Linked DNA regions of Homo sapiens: region 1 is linked to region 2. Evidence: read pairs that join two places in POLR2A ChIA-PET (ENCODE). Cell type or tissue: HepG2. All regions are shown on one strand.

Region 1 (8,000 bases), 220 kb before region 2:
TTACCATCAGTCAACTGGAGGAAGCAGACACACAGTCTAACTGCTAGACTAACAGGCAGGATGAAACAGGTCCAATAACAGTGGGAAAAATGAGAAGGCAGAGGATAAAGAAGGAAATCAGCCCGGGAAGAAAAGTATATGGAAGAGGTGAAGAAAGAAAGGGGGGACTGAGGCGAATGGGGTGAAAGGCAGTGGTGGGTGTCACACTCCCGCTCTGCCACGTTTTGTTATTACTGCTTCCTGTGCACTGAGTATCTGTCGATGTACTCCTGGGCATGTCTCTGAGGACTGGGGATGCCCCTGGAGCCATGTGGTCTTGTGAAAGTAAGACATTGAGTTAAGCTTTCTAGCTCTGCTGGGACAACATTAGACCAAGAAATGGGTCTCTGCTCCGGTAGACGCATCACCACCATCTGAAACAGCTTTAAAACATGCTCTGCTCCCATAGAGAGAGAATGTCGTTGGCCCGCCAGCACGAGGGCTCCGGCAGGTTTGTTTCCCAGTGGTAGGAGACCCTTAGTTCATTCATGCCACCTCTTTTCCTAGATACTCATGGAAATATGTGCTTTGAGGATGGCTGACACCTGCTTGGTATCCACTGGTTTCAATGCCATGGCATTGGCCTTCTTACCCCTTTCACTAGACAAATAAGCTAAACTAGCCTCAGACCCACGCAGAGCTGCCACCTCTGTTCATTTCCCTGTGAGTCATCCTTAATGAGCTACAAAAACGCATGACCCAGGCAGCCATGCAGAAGCCAACACTAGAAATGCATGTCCTTCCCGCAGGGTGGTGCGGTGGGGGAAAGGAGAGTTCCGAATAAGCGCCTGCCTTTAACTTCCTGAAGTCAGGGTCAAATCCAGCAGCCACCTCAAACCACACCTTCACAGGAACAGTCATAGCTTTGCAAAGAACTGAGAAGAGACAGTTGTATGTGACCACATCCAGCAGAGGTTACACTCACATCCCAACCAACCCTGTAAAAAGACCACAGGAGAAAAGTCAGAGCGCCACACAACAGAACCAATGCAGCCTTGGCCAACTCATGGAGCATATCAGGAGATGTGGGCTTGGAGAGCCACATCTTTTTTCAATGTATATATAATTTCAACTTTTGCTTTAGAGCCAGGGGGTGCATGTGCAGGTTTGTTACATGGGTATATTGCCTGATGCTGAGGTTTGGGATACGTTGGATCCCATCACCCAGGTACTGAACATTTCACCCAATAAGTAGTTTTCAACCCTTACCCCACTCTCTCCCCGACCTAGTAGCCCCCAGTGTCTACTACTGCCAAAACAGTCAGATGTTGAAGATGGGTAGGAATCTCCATTTCCATTGTGCTTTTCCAGAAATATTCTATGTTCATGCTGCCTCTCAAGCTATATTGTTTGTGGTGACCGACATAAGTAACAAATAATCAAGAGCATCCATGGGAATGCTGCACACCAACAGCCAGACAAAGACTCCCTCCTCCAGACATCAGTGGTGAGTGGGCGGAGGAGAACCTGTTACATCTGCATGTTTGAATATTTCGTGAGCAAATAAACCTCCACCTAGGAAGATATGTGGATGGCAGATAGGCGCATGGAAGGCTGTTAAATGTCATTCATCATTTCAGAAATTCAAATTCAGTTACAAGGGGCTCTGCAGTCCTATTAGAATGGCTAAAACGGGAATGAAAACATCTGGCAATACCCAGTGTTGAAGAGGACACGGAACAACCAAAACTCTCATACGCGTTGCTGGCGAAAGTGAAAAATGGTAAACCAGTTTGGGAAACAGTTTGGTGGTTTCTTATTCAGTTAAACATATGCTTACCATCTGACCAAAAGATTCTGCTACTAGGCATCCCTTAACCAAGAAAGATGAAATCTTATCTTCACATAAGCATGAATTAATTTTCAATGCATTTAAGTGGAAGAAGCCAGACCCAACAAACTACCTACTGTAGGTTTCACTTATACGACATTCTGGAAAAGGCAAAAAATAGTAAGAACAGAGGAGAGATCAGGGAATACCAGGGGCTGAGGGTGGGAGGAGTCTGCCCCAGGGCAGCATGAGGAGGGACCCAACTGTTCAGCGCCATGCTTATGGTAGTGCTTATGGTAGTGCTTACCCAATTTGATGCACTGCACACCAGAAAGAGTGAATTTGGCCAGGTGCGGTAGCTCACGCCTGTAATCCCAGCACTTTGGGAGGCCAAGGTGGGCAGATCACCTGAGGTCGGGAGTTTGAGACCAGCCTAGCCAACCTGGTGAGACCCTGTCTCTACTAAAAAAAAAAAAAAAATACAAAACTTAGCCAGGCATGGTGGTACATGCCTATAGTCCCAGCTACTCAGAAGGCTGAGGCATGAGAATCGCTTGAACCCAAGAGGTGGAGGCTGCAGTGAGCTGAGATCACACCCCTGCACTCCAGCCTGGGCAGCAGAGCAAGACCGTTTGAAAAAATAAATAAATAAATAAAAAATAAATTTTACTGCACCTTTCTTTTTAAAAACAAAAAAAATAAAAACCCTACGTCAAAAGTAGGCATTTTAGTAGCTTCGGATCTGAGAAAAGTTGTTTTCCCACTGAGGAATGCCATAGTATTCTGTTTTTCAAGTACATAACGTTCCTAGAAGAGCCAAAATTAAACTTAAAAAAGAAAAACAAAAGAAAAAAAGAAGCTGATGTAATTGACAACTTTTATAGTCTCCTCGTTTCATTCAGGTCAGTAAAGGATCAGCAAAGAGAAGCAAACATTCAGCATGCCATGGCTGGGACCCTAAGCACCACACAGGCCAGGCTAGAAAGTGCCTCCTAGACCCAGCATGCTTTTGCTCACAGATGCGTAAGCTAAGGGCGTGTGAGCCGCAAAGTCGGGCCTGGGCTTCAGCCCTGCTACTGCGACTCTGCCGGGACAAAGGGAGGCACTGATCCCCACAGGCCATCCCAGACACTGATACATTTTTGACTTGCCAGCATCTTCGCTACCTTCTCTTTCATTTTCCTATAATCCCGTTTCCTTTCACAGCATGTTCCCTAGGTGAGGAACAGCAAGTACCTGTAGGTCTGGAACGAGGGCCCAGGGCCACGAAAACCAGCCATGGGATGGAACAGGAGGGAGAGAGGAGGGGATGGACATGGCTTCTGTGTCTGGGACCACACGCTTCATGTTTTTTCTTCCCTTGGCATTTCTGTCTTGGCACAAGGGAAGTTTCAAAACAGCAGGAGCGAAGTGTTTTCCAGCTATGGCCAGGCACCCCCAGCACTGAACACAAGAATGCTAAACAAAGTCCTATGGTCATTTTCCTTAGGCCCTCCCGCCCCCAGGCTTTCTCAGAGATTGTGGAACAATGGAGCCCATGATTTTAGGATGCAGCTCAGTCCCTGGAGGCACACAGGCATCCTCCCTCCACCTGTGTGTCCAGAATTGGCGGGTTCCTGGTTATCACTGACTTCTAGAACGAAACCACAAACCCTCGCGAGGAGTGTCACAGTTCTTAAAAGTGATGTTCCTGTTTCCAGTTTCTTTCTTCTGGTGAGTTCAGTTTCGCCGGCTCAAGAATGAAGCTTCAGACCTTCACAGTGAGCGTTACAGCTCTTAAGGCAGTGCCTCTGGTGGGTTTGTGATCTTACTGACTTCAGGAATGAAGCTGCAGACCTTTGTGGTGAGTGTTACAGCTCATAAAAGCAGTAGGGACCCAAACACTCAGCAGCAGCAAAACTTATTGCAAAGAAAGAAAGCACAAACTTCCTACTATGTGGAACCAACCCCGAGTGAGTTACCACTTTTGGTTCCTGCAGCCTGCTTTTATTCCCTTACCTGGCTCTCTCTCCCTGCTCCTCCCCCGCCATATCCTGCTGATTGGTCCATTTTACAGAGAGCTGATTGGCCCATTTTGACAGGGTGCTGATTGATGCGTTTACAATCCCTGAGCTAGAAACAAAAGTTCTCCAGGTCCCCACTAGATTAGCTAGATACAGCATGCCGATTGGTGTATTTATAAACCCTGAGCTAGACACAGAGTGCTGATTGGTGCATTTACAAACCTTGAGCTAGATACAGAGTGCCGATTGGTATATTCACAATCCGTTAGCTAGACATAAAGGTTCTCTAAGTCCCCACTAGACTCAGGAGCCCAGCTGGTTTCACCCACTGGATCCTTCAGAGAGGCCGTAGGTGGAGCTGCCTGCCAGTTCCGTGCTGTGCGCCCGCGCTCCTTAGCCCTTGGGCGGTCGATGGGACTGGCGCCCTGGAGCAGGGAGCGGGGCTCCTCCGGGAGGCTCGGGCTGTGCAGGAGCCCACCGCTGGGATTGGGGAGAGGCTCAGGCATGACTGGTTGCAGGTCCCGAGCCCTACCCTGCGGAGAGGCTGCTAAGGTCCGGCGAGAAATCGAGTACAGCAGCTGCTGGCCCAGGTGCTAAGCCCGTCACTGCCCGGGACTTGCGGGCCAACTGGCCACTCCGAGTGCGGGGCCCCCCGAGCCCACGCCCACCCGGAACTCGCGCTGGCCCGCAAGCGCCGCGCACAGTCCGGGTTCCCGCCTGCGCCTCTCCTTCCACACCTCCCCGCGCAAGCTGAGGGAGCCGGCTCTGGCCTTGGCCAGCCCAGAAAGGGGCTCCCACAGTGCAGCGGCGAGCCGAAGGGCTCCTCAAGCACAGCCAGAGTGGCCACCAAGGCTGAGGAGGCGCCGAGAGCGAGCGAGGGCTGTGAAGGCTGCCAGCACGGTGTCACTTCTCACCTGGGCCTGGAGCGGCATCTTACTCATTCTGTATTCTCAGGCACCAACAAATAGCTTGGGATGTCACGGATGACTCAGCTAGATGTGCTTAAAAATTAAATGCACGGTAACGGGGCTAGGACTGCCACCCCTGGCTCCACTTCTCAAAGGAAGGGAGCAAGAATTCTATCAGAGATACAAGGTGGCATTTTGGGGGACAGAGGTTAACTCAGGTGGACTATTTTCACTGAGCATTTGGATGACATACACTTGGGATAAACATTTTACCATTCCAATGAGAAGAACCCTAACTGCAGAGCTGGGAAGTAGTACAGGGAAGGAGCTCAGTACCCTGCGGCCCAGCAGGAATATGCCGGGCACTGTGTGTGCATGCTCCATCCATTCTTTACAAAGCGGCCTTGCGGTGCCTGAGACCCCTATGGGCAAGCTGAGCAGTGGAGGAAGACACAAGAAGAGGCAGCAGCCCACGAAGGGCAGCAGGAGGGCCACCGTGAGGGACGGAGCGCTGTGACTCATCTCTCCACCGACGCCCAGTTTTCATCTCTGCGGGCTTGATCAACTCAGCTTTCACGGGGAAAACGCCCAGGTCAAACACAGTTCTTCAGTTATTAGAAACACTGTGGTTTCCCCCAGTTCCCTGGTCTGAGCCACCGGCATGAACTGAACACAAGGCAATCCGCCAGCAAGCTGGTCTCATTTGTTTTTGATTAGGATGTGTTGGAATGGGAAAGAAATGTTTCTTTATCAGTTGAGGTATTAATAGACCGACGGAGGCCTACAGAGCTGCAGAGGCAGGATTTCGAGTCCAGGGGCTCCTCTGAGGCGTTGGCAGGGGCAGCGCATCAGCAGCCGTGACACTGCCCTCGCCGTGTGGCATCCTCTTGAGTTCCGTCCTTCAGCGCAGTTCCCTCCCAGGACAGGCCAAGCCTCATCTCATTCATGAGCTGGGAAGCTCCCATGGAAAGTCCACATCCTTTGGCCTCCGTGCCCAGCTCCAGGCCCAGGAGACGCCTGCTGCGCCAGCTGTGCTGCTATCTGGGCACGCATTGTGTGGTGGTCACAGATCTAAGTTTCTGTTTCTGGGATTCACAGGCAAACAGTCGCATCCATTTGCCACCACATACAAGTGCTGAACCAAACAACGCCTGCTGACTGGACTCTGAGTAATATCTGGCTGTTTCCCTAAATCAATTTCACTGGAAACAACTGTGAATGTTCAAGAGAATGTGTTTCATTCTGCTCTGGAATGAGTCCAGGAGAGAGCACCAGGGGTCTCAGCTAGGTGCAGGGAATAGAAAGATGAAGGAAGCACCAACATCAATTTTTTTATGTACACATAATATAAAAATGCACCATTTTAACCATTTTTACGTGCAGAGGTCGGTGGCACCAAGCACCTTTTCATGGTTGTGCAACCATCACCATCATCCTTCTCTAGGACGTTTTCATCTTCCCAAACTGAAGCTCTGTCTCCATTAAATACCAATTCCCCATTCCTCTTCCACCAGCCCCTGGCAGACACCATTCTGCTCTGTCTCTACGAATTGACTGCTGTAGGAGCCTCACAGAAGTGGAATCACACAGTGTTTTTTCCTTTTATGACCTGTTTATTCCATTTAGCAAATATCCTCAAGGTTCATGCATGTTGTAGCATGTGTTAGAATCCCCTTTTTTTTGCCATCTGAGTAACATTCCATCATATCATATCATTCCACATTTTGCTGGTCCATTCTTCTTTTGATGGACACTTGGGTTGCTTTCTTTTGACTCTTGTGAATAATGCCACGATGAACATGGGTGTGCAAATATGTAATGCTGCGATGAACATGGGTGTGCAAATGTCTCAAGGCCCTGCTTTCACTTCTTTTAGAATTCTACCCAGAAGTGGAGTTGCTGGACCAGGTAGTAATTCCGTGTCACTTTTGAAGACCACCATATTATTTTCTGCAGCAGCAGCTGACTTGACTTTTTTTAATGGAGACAGGAGACAGTTAACATGATGTTAACTGAACAGATCCCATGCCCAGCACAGGTATGTGCAACGGTGGCAGAGCCAGGACGGGAACTGGACTTCAGGCCTCACCAGGGCAGGCTTCTCCAGAGCTGCATCCTTAGCCAAATGCTGAAGGAGGCTGTATTTGCAGGGTGCACTGGTGAAAACAGGTGCTTGGCAGAAGCACCCAGCAGTGTGCACAGGGAGGGGCCCCTGCACTTGTGTCCCAGAAGCCCCCAGTCCTTGATAGTAAAGGCAGAGAAAACACCATTCTATGAAAGCTGCCACAATTTGAACCTGTTAAGCGTGAGAGAAGTCAGTCTTCTTTTAGGACAGAGTGGATTCTTTTTTCTTTTTGGCAAGTAGAGTAGATCTAGGAAAACTGGCTGAAGGGACACTGAGTTTTAGAAATGCAAAACAAAGGAGCTCAGCCTCCATGACTTCTGACTGCCACCAGGGCAGTAATCGCTGGAACACATACATGGCTGTCGTTTACTGGCTGGCATTAACTTACTGATTCATAAAAGAACTCCATGAGGGAAGTACTACGATCATCCCATTTTACAGACGTGGAACAGAGAGGTCAAATAAGTTACCCGTGGTCACCCAGCTTATAAGAGGGACGAGTTCCGCTCCAGATAGCCTGACTGCGCTTGATCTCATCTCTGCAGGGTGAAGAGTGCTGAAGAAGCAGACACCTGCCCTCTGTGGCTGGGGATACAAATAATAATAAACAAATGAGCATAAACATATAGGACGTACCACAGGGGGTGGCAGACTTTTTCTCTGAAGGGGTCAGCATGGCTCCATTGAGACTTTCTTTAGAGACACTGAGGTTTCCCTGGTGAGACGGCTGTCAGACGGGGCCGGTGGGCTGATTCCAGGCCTCATGCCTTCCCTTCTTGGCTTTGTGCTCATCTCTCTCTGATATCATTTCAGGAGTCTGCAAACGACGGACTGTGGTTCAAACCCAGCTCACTGCACATAATTTTTTTTCAGCCATTAACAACATGTGAAAAGTATTCTTACCTCCCAGGTATTTGATCTCATCATACATTTTTCATTGTCAGCAGCAGACCAAGAATTGCTCTGATGCCTTATAGGAACTTGTCTGTTCAAAGTGTACATGAAATAACTTTCAAATCATGCACTGACAGAAAGAATAGCATAATGGCCATGTATACTCATCACCAGCCCCAGCCTCATCTCATCTGTGACCTGCCCTTTGCCCCTCCCCTAGAATTATTTTGGAATAAATCCCAGACATTGTGCCAAGAAAC
Region 2 (8,000 bases):
AAAAAATAAAAAATAAAGTCTACAGAAGTGCTCATGAGGGCAGAAGATTTTTTAAATGAACCAAAAAATGGCTTGATTAAAAATCTTCACAGGCCGGGCACAGTGGCTCACGCCTGTAACCCCAGCACTTTGGGAGGCCGAGGCGGGCAGATCATAAGGTCAGGAATTCGAGACCAGTCTGATGAACATAGTGAAACCCCACCTCTACTAAAAATACAAAAACTAGCCGGGTGCGGTGGTGCGCGCCTGTAATCCCAGCTACTCAGGAGACTGAGGCAGGAGAATCGCTTGAACCCGGGAGGCGAAGGTTGCAGTGAGCCAAGATTACGCCACTGCACTCCAGCCTGGGCGACAGAGTGAGATTCCATCTCAAAAAAAAAAAAAAAACTTCACAAACAGCTCTGAAAATACTCACCAAACAAAATAATTCACATATTTTTGTACGTAACTCAGAAGATATGAAGTAAATAGTTTCAAAGAGCATACACTATACCTCCAAAGTGGTTATTAATAATTTTTAAAGACTACTTCAGAAATACTTTTGAAAACAACTGTTTAAACTTCCCATGTTATAACTTTAATAGCATTAAATCAGAATCTAGCCCAACGGAAACACATCTTAGTAAGCCAGAGGGTTCAAGCGACTCGCCTGGGTCCAATGTTTGTGTGTTCTTTCCACACTACCACAGGTGGAATTTAGAAATCACCAAAACAAAATAAATTAACAAGTTTAAGTGTTTTATCACCAAATCTAGTAGGAAACTCTTCATTACTGATAAAAATGTAGTCATGGGAATTTACTATGTAAACATAAAGGTTGCCAAGTTAATGGCTTATCTTACTGCATAAGCCACCAAAAAAACTAAACTAAAATTTAATATAAAAGAATATAAGCTACTCCTCTCCCTGAGACTGTTCATCACTATACCATCCTTTTATAACCTCTCTTCGTTTTTCTCAAAACAATGAAACATTAAGAATTATTTTCTAAGTAAAGTACTGGAATACTGGCGGGGCTGGGGGTGGGGAAGGGAAGAGGATGAATGGAAACCTGATTTATCCAAAAATTACCCTTAAAGCAACATTTTGGTTAACATGAACTTGACTACAGTTTACCTCCTTTTATTGTGCTTCACTTTACTGTACTACTCAGATACTGCACTTTTTACAAATTGAAGGTTTGTGACAACCCTGCATCAAGCAAGCCTATCAGTGCCATTCTTCTAAAAGCATGTGCTCACTCCATGTCTCTGTGTCACATTTTGGTAATTCTTGCATTATCTCAAACTTATTCATTATCATTACATCTGTCATGGTGATCTGTGATGAGTGTTCTTTGATGATACTATTGTAACTGTTCCGGGGCACCACAAACCATGCTCATATGAGACAGGGAACTTAATTGATAAATGTGTGTGTGACTGTTCCACCAACCAGCATTCTCTCTCCCTCTCCTCAAGCCTCCCTATTCCCTGAGATGCGACAATATTGAAAGTAGGCCAATTCATAATCCTACAACGGCCTCTAAGTGCTCAAGTGAAAGCAAGAGTTTCAAGTCTCTCACTGTAAATCAAAAGCTAGAAATAATTAAGCTTAGTAAGGAAGCCATGTCTAATGACCTGACAGTCTAAAGCCAGGCCTTCTTGTGGCAAACAATTGGCCAAGCTGTGAATGCAAAGGAAAAATTATTGATGGAAATTAAAATTGCTACTCTAGTGAACACACGAATGATAACAAACTAAAACAGCTTTATTGCTGATATGGAGAAAGTGTGAGTGATCTAGATTGAAGATAAACCAGCCACAACATTCCCTTAAGCCAAAACCTAACCCAGTGTAAAGCCCTAACTCTCTTCAATGCTATGAAGGCTTAGAGAAGTGAGGAAGCTGCAGAAGAAAAGGCTGTAGTTAGAGGATGGTTCATAAGGTTTACGGAAAGAAGCTATTTCCAGAACATAAAAATGCAAGGTGATGCAATGAGTACTTATGCAGAAGCTGCAGCAAGTTATCCAGAAGATCTAGCTATTATAAGATCACTGATGAAGGTGGCTACACTCAACGACACATTTTCATTGAAGACAAATAGCCTTCAATTGGAAGAAGATGCCATCTAGGACTTTCATAGCTAGAGAGGAGAAGTCAATACCTGGCTTCAAAGCTTCAAGGACAGGTTGACTCTGTTGTTAGGGGCTAATGTAGCTGGTAATTTTCAGTTGAAGCCAATGCTCACTTACCATTCTGAAAATCCTAGGGCCCTTAAGAATTATGATAAATCTACTCTGCCTGTGTTCTATCAATAGAACAACAGAGCCTACATGACAGCACATCTGTTTACAGCATCTGGTTTAGTGAATAATTTAAGCCCACTGTTGAAACCTAATCCTCAGAAAAAAAGATTTCTTTCAGAATATCACTGTTCATTAACAATGCACCTGGTCACTCAAGAGTTCTGGTGAAGATACAAAAGGAGATGAATGTTTTCATGACTGCTAACACAATATCCATTCCGCAGTTCATGGATCAAGGAGTAATTTCATCTTGCAAGTCTTATTATTTCAGAAATAAATTTTGTACGTTTATAGCTGCCATGGATACTGATTCTCTAATGGATCTTGGCAAAGTGAATGGAAAACTTTCTGGAAAGGATTCATCATTCTAGATGGCATTAAGAACACTGATGATTCATGGGAAGAGGTAAAAATATCAACATTAACAGGAATAAAAAAGAAGTTGATTCCAACCAGCACGGATGACTTTAAGGAGTTCAAGACTTTGGTGGAGGATGTCACCGCAAGTATGGTGGAAGTAGCAGGAGAACTAAAATTAGAAGTAGAGGCTGGGCATGGTGGCTCATGCCTGTAATCCCAGCACTATGGAAGGCTAAGGCGGGAGGATTGCTTGAGGACAGAAGTTCAAAACCAGCCTGGTCAACATAGTGAGACTCCCTCTCTACAAAAGAAAAATTAAAAAGTTAGCTGGGCATGGTGGCATGAGCCTGTAGTCCCAGCTACAGGGGAGGCTGTGGCAGGAGGATCGTTTGAGCTCAGAAGTTTGAAGCTGCAGTGAGCCATGATTGTACCACTGCATTCCAGTCTGGGTGACAGAGTAAGACCCTGTCTCAAAAAAAAAAAAAAAAAAAAAAAAAAAAAAAAAAGTAGAGCCTTAAGGAATTGCTACACTCTTAAGATAAAACAAACAGATGAAGAGTTGCTTCTTATACATAAGCAAAGAAAGTGACTTTTTTGAGATAGAATCTACTCCTGGATGGAATCACAGCATCCTGAAGATGCTGTGAAAACTGTTGAAACAACAACAAAAGATTTAGTACAGTGTATAAACTTGGTTGATAAACCAGTGGCAGGGTCTGAGAGGACTGTTTTGAAAGAAGTTCTACTGTGGATAAAATACCCAAAGCATCCCATGCTAAAGAGAAATCTTTCATGAAAGTCAATCGATCCAGCAAGTTAACTACTTTATTTTAAGAAATTGCCACAGCTACCTGAGCCTTCAACAACCACCACTGGAATCAGTCAGCAGCTATCAAGAGGGAGGTAAAGACCTCCCACCAGCAAAAAGATTATGACTTGCTGAGGGCTCAGATGAGCAGCAGCATTTTTTACCAATGAAGTATTTTAAAATTAAGATGTGTACATTTTTTAGACATAGTACTATTGTACTCTCAACAGACTACAGTATAATGCAAACATAACTTTTATATGTACTGAAAATCCAAAAAACTCATCTGTCTTTATTGCAATATTTGCTTTTTGCAGTGGTCTGGAACCAAACTTGGAGTATCTCTGAGACATGCCTATATTTCCTTGATTTCTAATGTGAATATGATACATGTGAAAAATGAACCTAATAAGCAATTCAAACTATGTAGATAATAAATCTAAAAACCATGTACACTGATATATTCTTTGACATATCCTATACAGAACACGGCTTAACAAAGAATATGTAATGCACACACATGCTAAATACCTTTTATCTTGCAGATATATTTAGCTCTCTACATAAGAAATGCCCTCGGAAAACATTCATACATATTTTAAAAGGAGAACTTTCCCGCTTTACACAGCAGCATTTTATAATAAAATACTGATGCAATTGTTTCAGGATTCAAAAATACTTATTTCATTACAACCCTGTTTTTCCCCCCCGAAAAAAAGAGTTGAAGAATAACTTTGATAGAATCTTAAGCAGGAAAAAAACCTGACAAACCCAATAAACAAAACATGAACTACCCAACTGTTTTACCAATGCTTTAATATAAATTTTGCAAAGGAGGAAGGGCTCAACAAAATATACGCCCTGCATAAGTCAGTGAAGGTCCAAATTTTCAACCCAATTAACTCAGGGTCTGTTTTAGTTTTGAAAAGATCAAAACCTTAAAAAAAAAATCTAAGCTGGCTGAATTTTTACAAGGCAGGAATGAAATACTGAAGAGAGACATCTTCTTGAACCAAAACAAGCTGAAGAAGAGTATTGTCCCAAATATTGCACAGGGCCGTCGTAGGATGTATTTGCTGTCCCTCCAAAAACTGCAGAAGCTTCCGATTGTCCACCCGCACTTGCACCATGCTCTCCAGGTCTCTGTTTTCAGGCACACCCACAGCCGACTGGGGAGGGTTTCCAAGATTTTTAAAATAACTTTGAATGGACACCACCTCCGTCTCTATACTCAGGGTCATCCTGCCACTGAGGTTTGCTTCCACCAGCACGTGACTGCCCACGTTCGCCATCCTCTCCACGATGCTCCTCAGCGTCCTCCAGCGCGGCAGGCGGATGCTCGCGTCGGAGGCGCGCAGGCTGGGCGGCAGGCAGTCCCGCCACACTCTCCTGGGAAGCACCCGCACGGGCAGATCGTGCACCACGCTGCGAGCGCGGCCCAGGGACGAGACCAGCTCCACCGCCACCGTGAGGGAGGGGCGGCGCTTGTGGGTCAGCTGCAGCTTCAGGGAGGACGCGCCCGCTGCGCTTCTCGCCGCCCGGGACAGGTGCTCCGCCGTCAGCTCCAGGTGGATCTCATCGAGATCTTCCGAGACACCTTCCATGCGAAACTGCTGGAAGGCCCCCTGCCGCACCTCGCACCACAGCCTGGCCTCGTGGAGGCCGCCGGAACCCGCGGGGCCGAAGCACAGGCTGTCAGGGCGCACGCGGAGCACGCAGACCTTCGCTAGCCTCGCGACGGTGCCGCTGACGTGAATGAACAGCTCTAGACAGCCTTTGCCGGTGATCTTGGCGCGAAACTTCATGATGCCACAGGGAAGGCAGCTGGGGGCCTCTGAGGGGGATTCCGCGTGCCACAAGCCCTTCCGGTCCGCTGGGGTCCGTGGCGCTGCCCTCCCCGCCCTCCCTCCGGCCCCCCAGCTAGGCAGGCACTCGGGTTCCCGGTTGCGGTTGCGGGTTCTGTTGTGGGTTCCGCAGCCCTAGGCCTGGAGCCACGGAAGGGCCTCCCAACGCCCGTTCTCACCTTCCCTCCAGCCCTCTCACAAAATGCTTCCGTTTCCACTCCGGTTATAAGAAGAGTAGGCATTCCACTGCTGAAACTTCTTAGTATTCTAAACACAATGAAGACAAAATCATCACTCAGATAAAGAACCACTTTTAATCTCTTTGGTATATACACTGATTCCATCTTCATCAATCGGCATATAAGAAGATATAGTTCCACGTGTCTTATGAAATCATAGCATACCAGGCATACATTTTACAACCTCATCTTCACACTTAAATATGTAACAGGCACCTTTCCATGCTGGTGAAACAAATCTACACCATCTTCATGGCTGCTCACTTTTCCAGTGTATGGAGTTATAACACAAATGACATTTGGATGATTTCCAATTTTTTGCTATTATGAACACAATGAATATTTTTGTACAAAATAGTTTTGCCCATTTACCCAACTATTTCCTTGCATTAAATTCAGAAGTGAAGTGCTGGTCAATGAATGCACTTTTAAAATCCTAATAAATATTCTCAGACTGGCCTGCAGAAAGCTACATGAACACTCTAGCCCACCAGCAACACTGGGTAGTAGCAATCTGTTTTACCTGTAGCACTCTGGCAGGCAAAAAAAAAAAAAAAAAATTCAACTTGCACTGTGTGTGAATTCCATCTTATGCCCTTTGCATCTTTTTACTGAGTTTATTTTTCTTGATTTTAAGATATCTAGCAAGAACATTAACCCTCTGTCCATTACATGTACTGTAAATATCTTCCCCAGTTTATCATGTGACTTTTCACACTGTTTTTGGTATTCTTTGCCCTTGGGAAATACTGAGTATTTTCATGTCAAACCTATTGACCTTTTCTCTACTACTTCTAGGGTCATGCTTTCAAAGTCCTGTTTCTGGTACTTTAATGTTATCTGTTTTTATGACTTAGTTGTTTGACTCAGTTGAAATCTTTTTTGGAGTACCGAATGCCTAGCTGATACACATAATTCACTAAACAATCCACTTCTCCACTAACCTGAAATGTCAATTTTGTTTTAGACAAAAATTCTCATTTTTGCTTGAATGTTTCCTGGCCCTCTCTATATTTTCTCCCACTGCCCTATCTTGAACCTGTACCAGTGATTTAATTTCTGTATTATATTTCAATATCGAATAGGACAATCTTTCAGAACTTCTCTCATTCTCTCACAGATACTGCTCCAGATGAATTCTAAAATATTTTGTCAGAGTCTAAAAATAATCTTCCTGGAATTCTGATGGGAATTATCACCAGCCTGATATAGTACATACTTAGACTTCTTTGTTTGCCGTCTAGCTCTAACCACAATGATGTAAGTTAGAGGAGTTCTTATCTGTTCCATACACTGCTGTACACCCAGCATTTAGAACAGTATTTGCCATGCAACTGGTGTTCAACACAAATTTTTAAATGAATGTATGAAATGTATAAATTTCAAGATAATTTCAGGATATTTAAAATATATATATATATTTTATATATATATATATATATATTTTTTTTTTTTTTAGACGAAGTCTTGCTTTTGTCGCCCAGGCTAGAGTGCAATGGCGTGATCTCGGCTCACTGCGACCTCTACCTCTCAGGTTCAAGCGATTCTCTTGCCTCAGCCTCCCGAGTAGCTGGGATTACAGGCGCCTGCCACCATGCCCAGCTAATTTTTGTATTTTTAGTAAAGACGAGGTTTCACCATGTTGGCCAGGCTGGTCTCGAACTCCTGATCTCAGGTAATCTGCCCACCTTGGCCTCTCAAAGTGCTGGGATTATAGGCGTGAGCCACTGCGCCCAGCCAAGATATTTAAAATATTTACATTAAATCCTCCCACTTATTCAAACCATTTTTTATGACTGTCAATGAATTATTCAGTTCTGTTCTTAGGGAGTTCACATAATATACAGTATCTTGAAGTCAGTCAAGTCACTGAGCTCTCCTGAAATCATTTTTCAATTGACCTTTTATGTCTCTAATGTAGAAAATCTTACTATCTTCATGTACTGTAATTATGGCTTTTACTCTTCAAAGTTTATGTCATTTATTTAACTGACATTGCGTTTGCTGTAATTTTCAAAACACTGCTGAATAACAGTGGTGCCAGAAAGCATCTTTGTCTTATTTGTAACTAATGACGAATCCTCTAGAGCAGTGTTTCCCAAACTGTCATTAGCGCCCCCAAGAGTCTTTTTAGGTGTTTTCCCTAACTGCCCTCCATGGAATTTTAGATCACAGGTCCAGACAGAGCAGCATGCGAAGGCTCGCATTGTGAATTTTAGCCCCAGATAGACTGCAAGAACAAACCAGCAATCTCAGACCCTCTGAAGGAAGTAAACTGCTCTTGCAGGACCTGGGAGACACTCCAAATACTGTGAGTGCCCCAACTGTGGAAGTGGGAAAAGGAGCCCTTCCTCTCCCGAACACACACTCCCACTGGAGAAGCTGAAGGTCTGTTTGCGGGAGAAGTTTCCGACTTTACCTGGAGCTGAGTCAATCTGGAGGGGTGAGCGAAACACAGGGGT

The links. Peaks named below come from ENCODE experiments on the same cell type or tissue, not always from the same donor. Only the 100,000 strongest peaks of a DNase experiment are listed, where the experiment ranks them.
Region 1: POLR2A ChIA-PET joins it to region 2 with 10 read pairs; 2 of 35 experiments call an interaction of 5 or more read pairs at or near these places.

What each region holds. Positions count from the first base shown.
Region 1 is chr6:431,378-439,377 of GRCh38, forward strand. No RefSeq gene overlaps it. Among named protein-coding and RNA genes, the nearest start is that of IRF4, 44 kb to the left of the region's middle. RefSeq lists an enhancer at 3,366-3,595 and silencers at 3,369-3,533, 5,398-5,598. In HepG2, no CTCF peak of the experiment used is centred here; no DNase peak of the experiment used is centred here; H3K27me3 peaks cover 5,060 bases.
Region 2 is chr6:651,685-659,684 of GRCh38, forward strand. The region is part of intron 1 of EXOC2 (exocyst complex component 2); the gene reads right to left. HUS1B (HUS1 checkpoint clamp component B) reads right to left here and starts at 5,416. Exons shown (of 1, transcript NM_148959.4): 1 at 4,255-5,416. The coding sequence starts at 5,260. The coding sequence ends at 4,424. RefSeq lists an enhancer at 7,430-8,000. In HepG2, no CTCF peak of the experiment used is centred here; no DNase peak of the experiment used is centred here.